Linked DNA regions of Homo sapiens: region 2 is linked to region 1. Evidence: read pairs that join two places in POLR2A ChIA-PET (ENCODE). Cell type or tissue: GM12878. All regions are shown on one strand. Links, peaks and the distances in the headings refer to the core of each region. The heading gives the core; the rest is flanking DNA.

The links. Peaks named below come from ENCODE experiments on the same cell type or tissue, not always from the same donor. Only the 100,000 strongest peaks of a DNase experiment are listed, where the experiment ranks them.
Region 2: POLR2A ChIA-PET joins it to region 1 with 5 read pairs; 4 of 35 experiments call an interaction of 5 or more read pairs at or near these places.

What each region holds. Positions count from the first base shown.
Region 1 is chr15:43,830,800-43,835,193 of GRCh38, forward strand. WDR76 (WD repeat domain 76) reads left to right here. Exons shown (of 13, transcript NM_024908.4): 3 at 4,262-4,351. Among named protein-coding and RNA genes, the nearest start is that of WDR76, 6.0 kb to the left of the region's middle. In GM12878, for the core only: no CTCF peak of the experiment used is centred there; no DNase peak of the experiment used is centred there; H3K4me3 peaks cover 819 bases; H3K27ac peaks cover 358 bases.
Region 2 is chr15:44,306,376-44,310,769 of GRCh38, forward strand. The region is part of intron 1 of GOLM2 (golgi membrane protein 2); the gene reads left to right. Among named protein-coding and RNA genes, the nearest start is that of GOLM2, 20 kb to the left of the region's middle. In GM12878, for the core only: no CTCF peak of the experiment used is centred there; DNase peaks (open chromatin) are centred at 2,206, 2,737 and 3,409; H3K4me3 peaks cover 1,621 bases; H3K27ac peaks cover 2,792 bases.

The DNA of each region.
Region 1 (4,394 bases), core at 226-4,225:
ACTTTGGGAGGCCACGGTGGGTGGATCACTTGAGGTCAGGAGTTGGAGACCAGCCTGGCCAACATGGTGAAAGCCTGTCTCTCCTAAATATAACAAATATTAGCCAGGCATGGTGGTGGGCACCTGTAGTCCCAGCTACTCAGGAGGCTGAGTCAGGATAATTGCTTGAACTGAGGAGGTAGAGGTTGCAGTGAGCCGAGATCATACCACTGCACACCAGCCTGGGCGACAGAGCGAGACTCTGTCCCCACTTCCCCACCAAAAAAAAAGAAAATATAAAAATTAGCCAGGCGTGGTGGCAGGTGCCTGTAATCTGAGCTACTCGGGAGGCTGAGATGGGAGAATCGCTTGAACCTAGGTGGTGGAGGTTGCAGTGAGCTGAGATCAGGCCACTGCACTCCAGCCTGGGTGACAGAGCAAGACTCTTGTTTTAAAAAAGTAAAAAATAAAGCCTCCCAAATAGCTGGGACTACAGGCATGTGCCACCTTGCCAGGCTAATTTTGACTTTTTATTTTGTAGAGATGTGGGTGTGCCATATTTATTGCCCAGGCTGGTCTAAAACTCCTGGGCTCAAGCAGGCTGCCCACCTCGGCCTCCCAAAGTGCTGGGATTACAGATGTGAGCCACTGAGCCCAGCCAAGATACTTTTTTTTTTTGAGACAGGGTCTCACTCTATTACCCAGGATGGAGTGCAGAGGCACGATCTCAGCTCACTGCAACCTTCACCTCCCAGGTTCAAGCGATTCTCCCATCTCAGCGTCCCGAGTAGCTGGGATTACTGGCGTGTGCCACCATGCCTAGCTAATTTTTTGTATTTTTAGTGGAGAAGGGGTTTCTCCATGTTGGCCAGGCTGGTTTTTAACTCCTGACCTCAAGTGATCTGCCTGCCTCAGCCTCTCACAGTGCTGGGATTACAGGCGTGAGCCACCGCGCATGCCATGTCTTTCTTTCTTGGTTTATTCTTTCATTTTGGTGAAGTACAGCTTTCTGAGAAAAAGTGTATACGAGGCAAATACTTTGCATATCAGAGAAATTTTTTTGTTTTTTTTTTTGAGACGGAGTCTCACCTGTCGCCCAGGCTGGAATGTAGTGGTGCGATCTCAGCTTACTGTAACTTTTTGTTTTTTTAATAGAGATGGGGTTTTACCATATTGGCCAGGCTGGTCTCAAACTCCTGACCTCGTGATCTGCCGGCTTCAGTCTCCCAAAGTGCTAGGATTATAGGCGTGAGCCACTGCACCTGGCCCAGAAAAAGTCTTTAGCTTTATATTTGATTGATGACCTAATTGGATTTAGAATTGTAAGTTGAAAATAATCTTTCCTTAGAATTTTTAATGCATTGTTCCATTGTCTTCCAGCTTCCTTCAATGTTGAAAGTTTGTGCCATTCTGATTCTGGATTCTTTGTGATCTTTTTTTCCCCTCTGCATGCTTTTAAGATCTTTTCTGGCTGGGTGTGGTAAGGCAGGCCTGTAGTTTCAGCTTCTTGGGAGGCTAAGGCTGGAGCCCAGGAGTGCAAGGCTGCAGTAAGTTATAATCAAGCCAATGCACTTCAGCCTGGGTGACAGAGTGAGACGCTATCACTTTAAAAAAAAAAATTGTGATAACATGCCGAGGCCTGGGTTCATCTTTGTTTTTTTTTTGTTTTTTTGTTTTTTTTTCTTGAGGTGGGGTCTCACCCTGTCGCCCAGGCTGGAGAGCAGTGGCACAGTCTTGCCTCACTGCAACCTCTGCCTTCTAGGTTCAAGCGATTCTCCTGTCTCAGCTTCCTGAGTAGCTAGGACTACAGGCATGCGCCACCATGCCTGGGTAATTTTTGTATTTTTAGTAGAGATTAGGTTTCACCATGGTGGCTAGGCTGGTCTCGAACTCCTGATCTCAGGTGATCTGCCCACCCAAAGTGCTTGGATTACAGGCATGAGCCATTGCACCCGGCTTGCTTTGTTTTTTTTTTTTTTTTTTTTTTTTTTTGAGACAGTCTCGGCTCTTGCCCTGGCAGCTAGAATGCAGTGGTGTGATCTCGGCTCACTGCAACCACTGCCTCCCAGGTTCAAGCAACTCTTGTGCCTCAGCCTCCCAAGTAGCTGGGATTACAGGTGTGCACTACCACACCCAGCTAGTTTTTTTGTATTTTTAGTAGAGACGGGGTTTCGACACGTTGGCCAGGCTGGTTTCAAGTTCCTGGCCTCTAGTGATCTGCCTGGTGGCCTCCCAAAGTGCTGGGATTACATGCATGAGCCACTGAGCTTGCTTGCCTGGGTCCTTTTTCATTCATTATGCATCCAAAGGCTGCATACTCATTGGGCCTTTTTAATCTGGAAGCTCATGTCTTTAGTTTTGAGAAACTTTAAAATAATATTTGTTTTCAAACTATTATTTTTTAGAGATGGGGTCTCACTCTGTTGCCCAGGCTAGAACACAGTGGTGTCATCATAGCTTACTACAAACTTGAACTTCTGGGCTCCAGTGATCCTCCTGCTTTGGTCTCCCACTTAACGTTATTTTTCTTTCTTTTCTTTTCTTTTTTTTTTTTTTTTGAGATGGAGTCTGGCTCTGTTGCCCAGAGTGGAGTGCAGTGGCGCCATCTCGGCTCACTGCAAGCTCCGCCTCCCGGGTTCATGCCATTCTCCTGCCTCAGCCTCCTGTGTAGCTGGGACTACAGGCGCCCACCACCATGCCCGGCTAATTTTTTGTATTTTTTAGTAGAGATGGGCTTTCACTGTGTTAGCTAGGATGGTCTCGATCTCCTGACCTTGTGATCTGCCTGCCTCTGCCTCCCAAAGTGCTGGGATTACAGGCGTGAGCCACTGCTCCCAGCCCTTTCTTTTTTTTTTTTGTTTGTTTGTTTTTTGAGACGGAGTCTTGCTCTGTGGCCCAGGCTGGATGGAGTGCAGTGGCATGATCTGGGTTCACTGCAACCTCCATCTCCCGGGTTCAAGCAATTCTTCTGTCTCAGCCTCCCGAGTAGCTGGGACTACAGGCGTGTGTCACCACACCCGGCTAATTTTTGTATTTTTAGTAGAGACTGGGTTTTGCCATGCTGGCCAGGATGGTCCTGATTTCCTGACCTGGTGATCTGCCTGCCTCGGCCTCTCAAAGTGCTAGGATTACAGGCGTGAGCCACCACACCCGGCCTGCCATTTATATTATTTTTTAATAATTGATTCTCTTCCAATTTCTCAGCAGTTTCTCGAACAATGAATTGGATATTGGACCTCTAAGACTGAGTATTTTTTTGTCTTTTCTGTTCATGTGTTTATCTTTTTGTTCTACTTTCTAAATTTAAGCCTTTTCATGGATTTAAAAACTATTGAGTTCTTATTTTTTGAATTTTCTTTTCTTACAGTATTTTGCTATTTCCTGAATATACTGCCTTATATCTCAGGGTTTTAAAAAATTAGCTTACTGTTACATTAGTGGCTTTTTAGGAGAAAGTAGAGACATGTACTTACTCACTCTACTGCGTTTAAGGGAAGTTTTTTTGTTGGAAAAAAATAACTTTTTTTTTTTTTTTTTTTGAGACGGAGTTTCGCTCTTATTGTCCAGGCTAGAGTGCAATGGTGCGATCTCGGCTTGCTGCAACCCCCACCTCCCAGGTTCAAGCGATTTTCCTGCCCCGGCCTCCTGAGTAGCTGGGATTACAGGCTCCTGCCACTATACCTGGCTAATTTTTTTTTTTTTTTTGTATTTTTAGTTGAGACAGGATTTCACCATGTTGGCCAGGCTGGTCTCGAACTCCTGACTTCAGGTGATCTGCCCACTTCGGCCTCCCAAAGTGCTGGGATTACAGGTGTGAGCCACCACGTCTGACCAACTTTTATATTTTTAGTAGAGATGAGGTTTCACCATTTTGGCCAGGTTGGTCTTGAACTCCAGACCTCAGGTGTTCCATCCACTTCAGCTTCCCAAATTGATGGGATTACAGGCGTGAGCCACTGCCCCTGGCCAAAAATAACTTTTGTGTAATAGTACAATTAATTGCCACTAGGAAATAATTTGCTACTAGATCATACTACTTGATTTCTAATATCAGATCACTTCTTAACTGGGAAGCCATACAGATATTTTGGGGGTATCCCAAATCCAGACTTACTGAAATATCCAATTCAGCAAACGTCTGTTTTGGTAAGATGATGAAATGAATAGAGATAGTACAATTTGAAGTAAAGTATTCATGTAGAAAATGAAACATGTAGTTTTGTGAAGTGCTTTTCCTGTAGATTATATAAAGTAATGGAATCTTTTTGGTGTAATTTTATAGGATTTTTCGGGATTGTCACCCTACGAAAGGAAGAGACTGAAGAACATATCAGAAAACGCAGACTTTTTTGCTTCTCTTCAGTTGTCTGAGGTTTGTGTGGAGTCTATTTAAAAGCAAGATGCAGGGCCGGGAA
Region 2 (4,394 bases), core at 106-4,105, 480 kb after region 1:
CACCCTTCATAGAATTGAAGAGAGTTAAGTCCTTGCTCTGGATTAGGCTTTGGTTTAAGGGAATATTGTGGTTAGTTTGACCTATCTGGACCATGGAAACTTTCTCCATATCAGCAACAGTAAGGCTGTTTTGCCTTCTCGTTATTCATGTGTTCACTAAAGTAACACTTTGAATTTCCTTAAAGAATTTTTCCTTTGCATTCACAATTTGGCTGTTTGGCACAAGAGGCCTAGCTTTTGGCCTGTCTATGTTCTTGACGTGCCCTTTTCACTAAGCTTAATTATGTTTAGCTTTTGATTTAAAGTGAGAGACATACAACTCTTTTACTTGAACACTTAGAGGTCATTGTAGTATCGTTTTGTCTCAGGAAATAGGGAAGCCTGAGGAGAGGAAGAGAGATGGGGGAATGGTTATTCCATGGTAACTCCCGTTATCGTCTCCCCAACCCTTGGCAACCTCTATTCTACTTTCTGTTTCTATAAAGTTGTTTATTCTATTTACACACACAACATTTATTGATTAAACTCACTGTCCTCTATGAGTGCAGTTTGTGGTGCCCCCAATTATAATAATATTGAAGGTCACAGATCACAGATCACCATGACAGATGTAATAAAGAAAATTTTGAAATATTTTGAGAATTATCAAAATGTGACATAGGGACATGAAGTGAGCACATGTTATTGGAAAAATTGTGCCAATACATTTGCTCGATGCAGGGTTATAAGAAACGCATAAAGCAAGGTACAATAAGACAAGGTATGCCTGTATCCAAGTTATACTGCTTATCATCAGGGACTTGTCTCATAAGCTGGAAACTAACATGATACTAATTCTTTTTTTTTTTTTTTTTTGAGACAGAGTCTGGCTCTGTGGCCCAGGCTGAAGTGCAGTGGTACGATCTCCGCTCACTGTAAGCTCTGCCTCCCAGGTTCACGCCATTCTCCTGCCTCAGCCTCCCGAATAGCTGGGACTACAGGAGCCTACCACCACGCCTGGCTAATTTTCTGTATTTTTAGTAGAGATGGGGTTTCACAGTGTTAGCCAGGATGGTCTCTATCTCCTGACCTCGTGATCCGCCCACCTTGGCCTCCCAAAGTACTGGGATTACAGGCGTGAGCCACCGTGTTCAGCCCACATGATACTAATTCTCAATGGGCAGAATGAAATAAAACCATTTATTGATATAGTGCTTTATGATTGTTCAAAGTTTATTATATGCATAAGTCATTTATTTGGGAAAGTTGAATACCATGTGGTATGTGATAGGGATAGAAAGATAGTAAGATTCCCGTTCTTTGAAGAAGTGAGGGAGGCACACATAGAAAAATAATCCATAATGCATGATTAAATGCTATAGTAAAGCTGCTTACAAAGGGGTTTGAGAATACAGAGGAATAACTGATTAACTTCCTCAGGAAGTCAAGAGCGAAATAATTCACTGAAAAGGTGATCTTTAGTAATTTAACAAAATGAGAAAGGGATAAGGACAGGAGGAACATAAATGAGGCCAGGAAAGCTGGAAAGTATGTTGTACCTTCACAGAAGGTCAAGCAGTAGAATAGGAGAGTGTAATATAAGGTACATGGTATTGAGAAGTAGGGGAAATTATGTCTGAGTTAAAGCTATTTGGGGCCAGAATAATGATGATTATTGTTATTACTATTTTATTGTGGTAAAACATCTATAACAAAATTTACTATTTTTACCATTTTAAGTGTATAATTTAGTGGCATTAAGTACATTCACAATGTTGTGTAACCATGATTACTACCATCTATTTCTAGAACTTTTTCACGATCCCAAACCAAACAAAACCTCTACCCATTAAGCAGTAATTCCCATTGCCCTTCCCTCCAGCCTGTGGTAACCTCTATTCTAGTTTCTGTGTCTATGAATTTGTCTATTCTAGATACCTCATATAGGAGGATTATACAATATTTGTCCTTTTTTATCTGGCTTATTTCACCTAGCATAATGTTTTCAAGATTCATTTATGTTGTAGCATGTATCAGAACTTCATTCCTCTTTATGGCTGATAATATTTTATTATGTGTATATACCATGTTTTGCTTTTCATTCATCTGTTGATGAACACTTGAGTTCTTCCCCTCTTTCAGTTATTGTGAGTAATGCCTCTATAAACGGTGGTGTACAAGTATCTGTTTGAGTCCCTGGTTTCACTTCTTTTATGTCTAGCAGTGGAAATGCTGGGCCATATTCTATATTTAACTTTTTTTTTTAGAGACAAGGTCTCTTTCTGTCACCTAGGCTGGGTACAGTGGCATGACTGTGGCTCACTGCAGCTTTGACCCACCTCAAGCGATTCTCCCACCTCAGACTCCTGAATAGCCGGGACTGCAGGTGTGTGCACCAAAAGCACAGGCAACAAAACTAAAAATTGACAAATGGGATTACATCAAATTGAAAAGCTCCTGTACAGCAAAAGAAAACTATCAACAGAGTCAAAAGGTACCTACAGAGTAGGAGAAGATATTTGGAAATCATATATCTGATAAGGGTTAATATCCAAAATATATAAGGAACTTATACAATGTAATAACAATGAACAACCTGTTTTAAAAATGGGCAAAGGACTGGAATAGACATTTCTTGAAAGAAGACATACAAGTGGCCAACAGGTACAGTCATATGGAAAAATGTTCAACATTATTAATCATCAGGGAAATGCAAATCAAAACTACAGTGAGATACTATCTCACACCTGCTAGAATGATTATTGTCAGAAAGGTGAAAGATAACAAATGTTGGTGAGGATGTGGAGAAAGGGGAACCCTTGAACATTGTTGGTGGGAATGTAAATAGCCATATGGAAAACAGTATGTAGTTTCCTCAGAAGTTAAAAATAGAACTATATTATGATCTGGCAATCCCACTTCTGAGCATATATTTAAAGGAAGGCTACCAGGGACTAGGGGAAGGGGCAAATGGGATGTTGGTCAAGGGGTACATAGTTTCAGTTATGCAAGATGAGTAAGTTCTGGAGATCAATGTATATAAGCATATCAAATCATCAAATTGTGTACCTTAAATATATACAATCTTTAATTGTCAAATATCCCTTAATAAAAAAGTAATTGAGAAAAAAGTAAATAAAATAAAAAAATTCTATGAGATTCCCAATTTATTGTTTTAGCTAAAAAGGCTAAAAGCTAAAGACTTTTTTTTCTTTTGTGTTGTTTTTAAGCCAGTCAAATTTAGCAGTGGGACTTTGTAGAAATAGTAAAGAAGACATTCTACTCCTTTACATAGTAATAGCTAATGTTTATTAAGCCCTTACCATGTGCCAGCCAGTGTTGTTAACACTTTATCTCTGGCATAAACTTTTTGACAATGCTATGAGTCAGATAATATTTTCTCATTTTATAGATAAAAGAACTGAAACAGAGAAGGTAAACAGTATGTCCAAGGAAATAGAGCTAACAAGTAGTGAATTCAGAATTCAGACTCAGGCAATCTAATTTTAGAGGCCCCACCCCCTCACCAGCTTTTGGTTTTTTTTTTGATACGGAGTTTCACTCTGTTGCCCAGGCTGGAGTGCAGTGGCATGATCTTGGCTCACTGCAACCTCCGCCTCCTGGGTTCAAGTGATTCTCATGCCTCAGCCTCCTGAGTAGCTGGAACTACAGGCAAATGCCACCATGCCTGGCTAATTTTTGTATTTTTTGTAGAGACTGGGTTTTGCAATGTTGGCCAAGCTGGTCTGAAACTCCTGACCTCAAGCGATCTGCTTGCCGTGGCCTCCCAAAGTACTGGGATTACGGGCGTGAGCTGCTGCACCCAGCCAGAGCCCCTTCTTTTAAGCACTATGCTATTGGGTTTCTGCATAGTCACAGTCTTAATTTACTTTGTGCAGCATTAATTACATGATGCAAGTTTAAGAATTATCCAGAGAAGAGCAATTAAAATCACCAAGGGATGAAAGGGTACTCACAAGAGAACCAACTAAAAAGACTTGGAAAGGCTGGGAGGCCAAGGCGGGAATCTCTCTGAGATTAGGAGTTCGAGACCAGCTTGGGCAACATAGTGAGAGTCTCTCTTTCTCTCTCTCTCTCTCTATATATATATATATGTATATATATATATATATATACACACACACACCCACACACACACACACACACACACATACATATTCAGATAGCCAGGTGTGGTGATGCACACCTATAATCCCAGCTACCTGAGAGATTGAGGTAGGATCCCAGGAGTTGGGATCAAACTCCTTTGATCCCAGGAATTTGAGGCTGCAGTGAGCTATGATTGTGCCACTGTACTCCAGCCTGGATGACAGTACAAGACCCTGTCTCAATCAATCAATCAGTCAATTAAAAAATACATAGGCCAGGCACAGTGGCTCACGCCTGTAATCCCA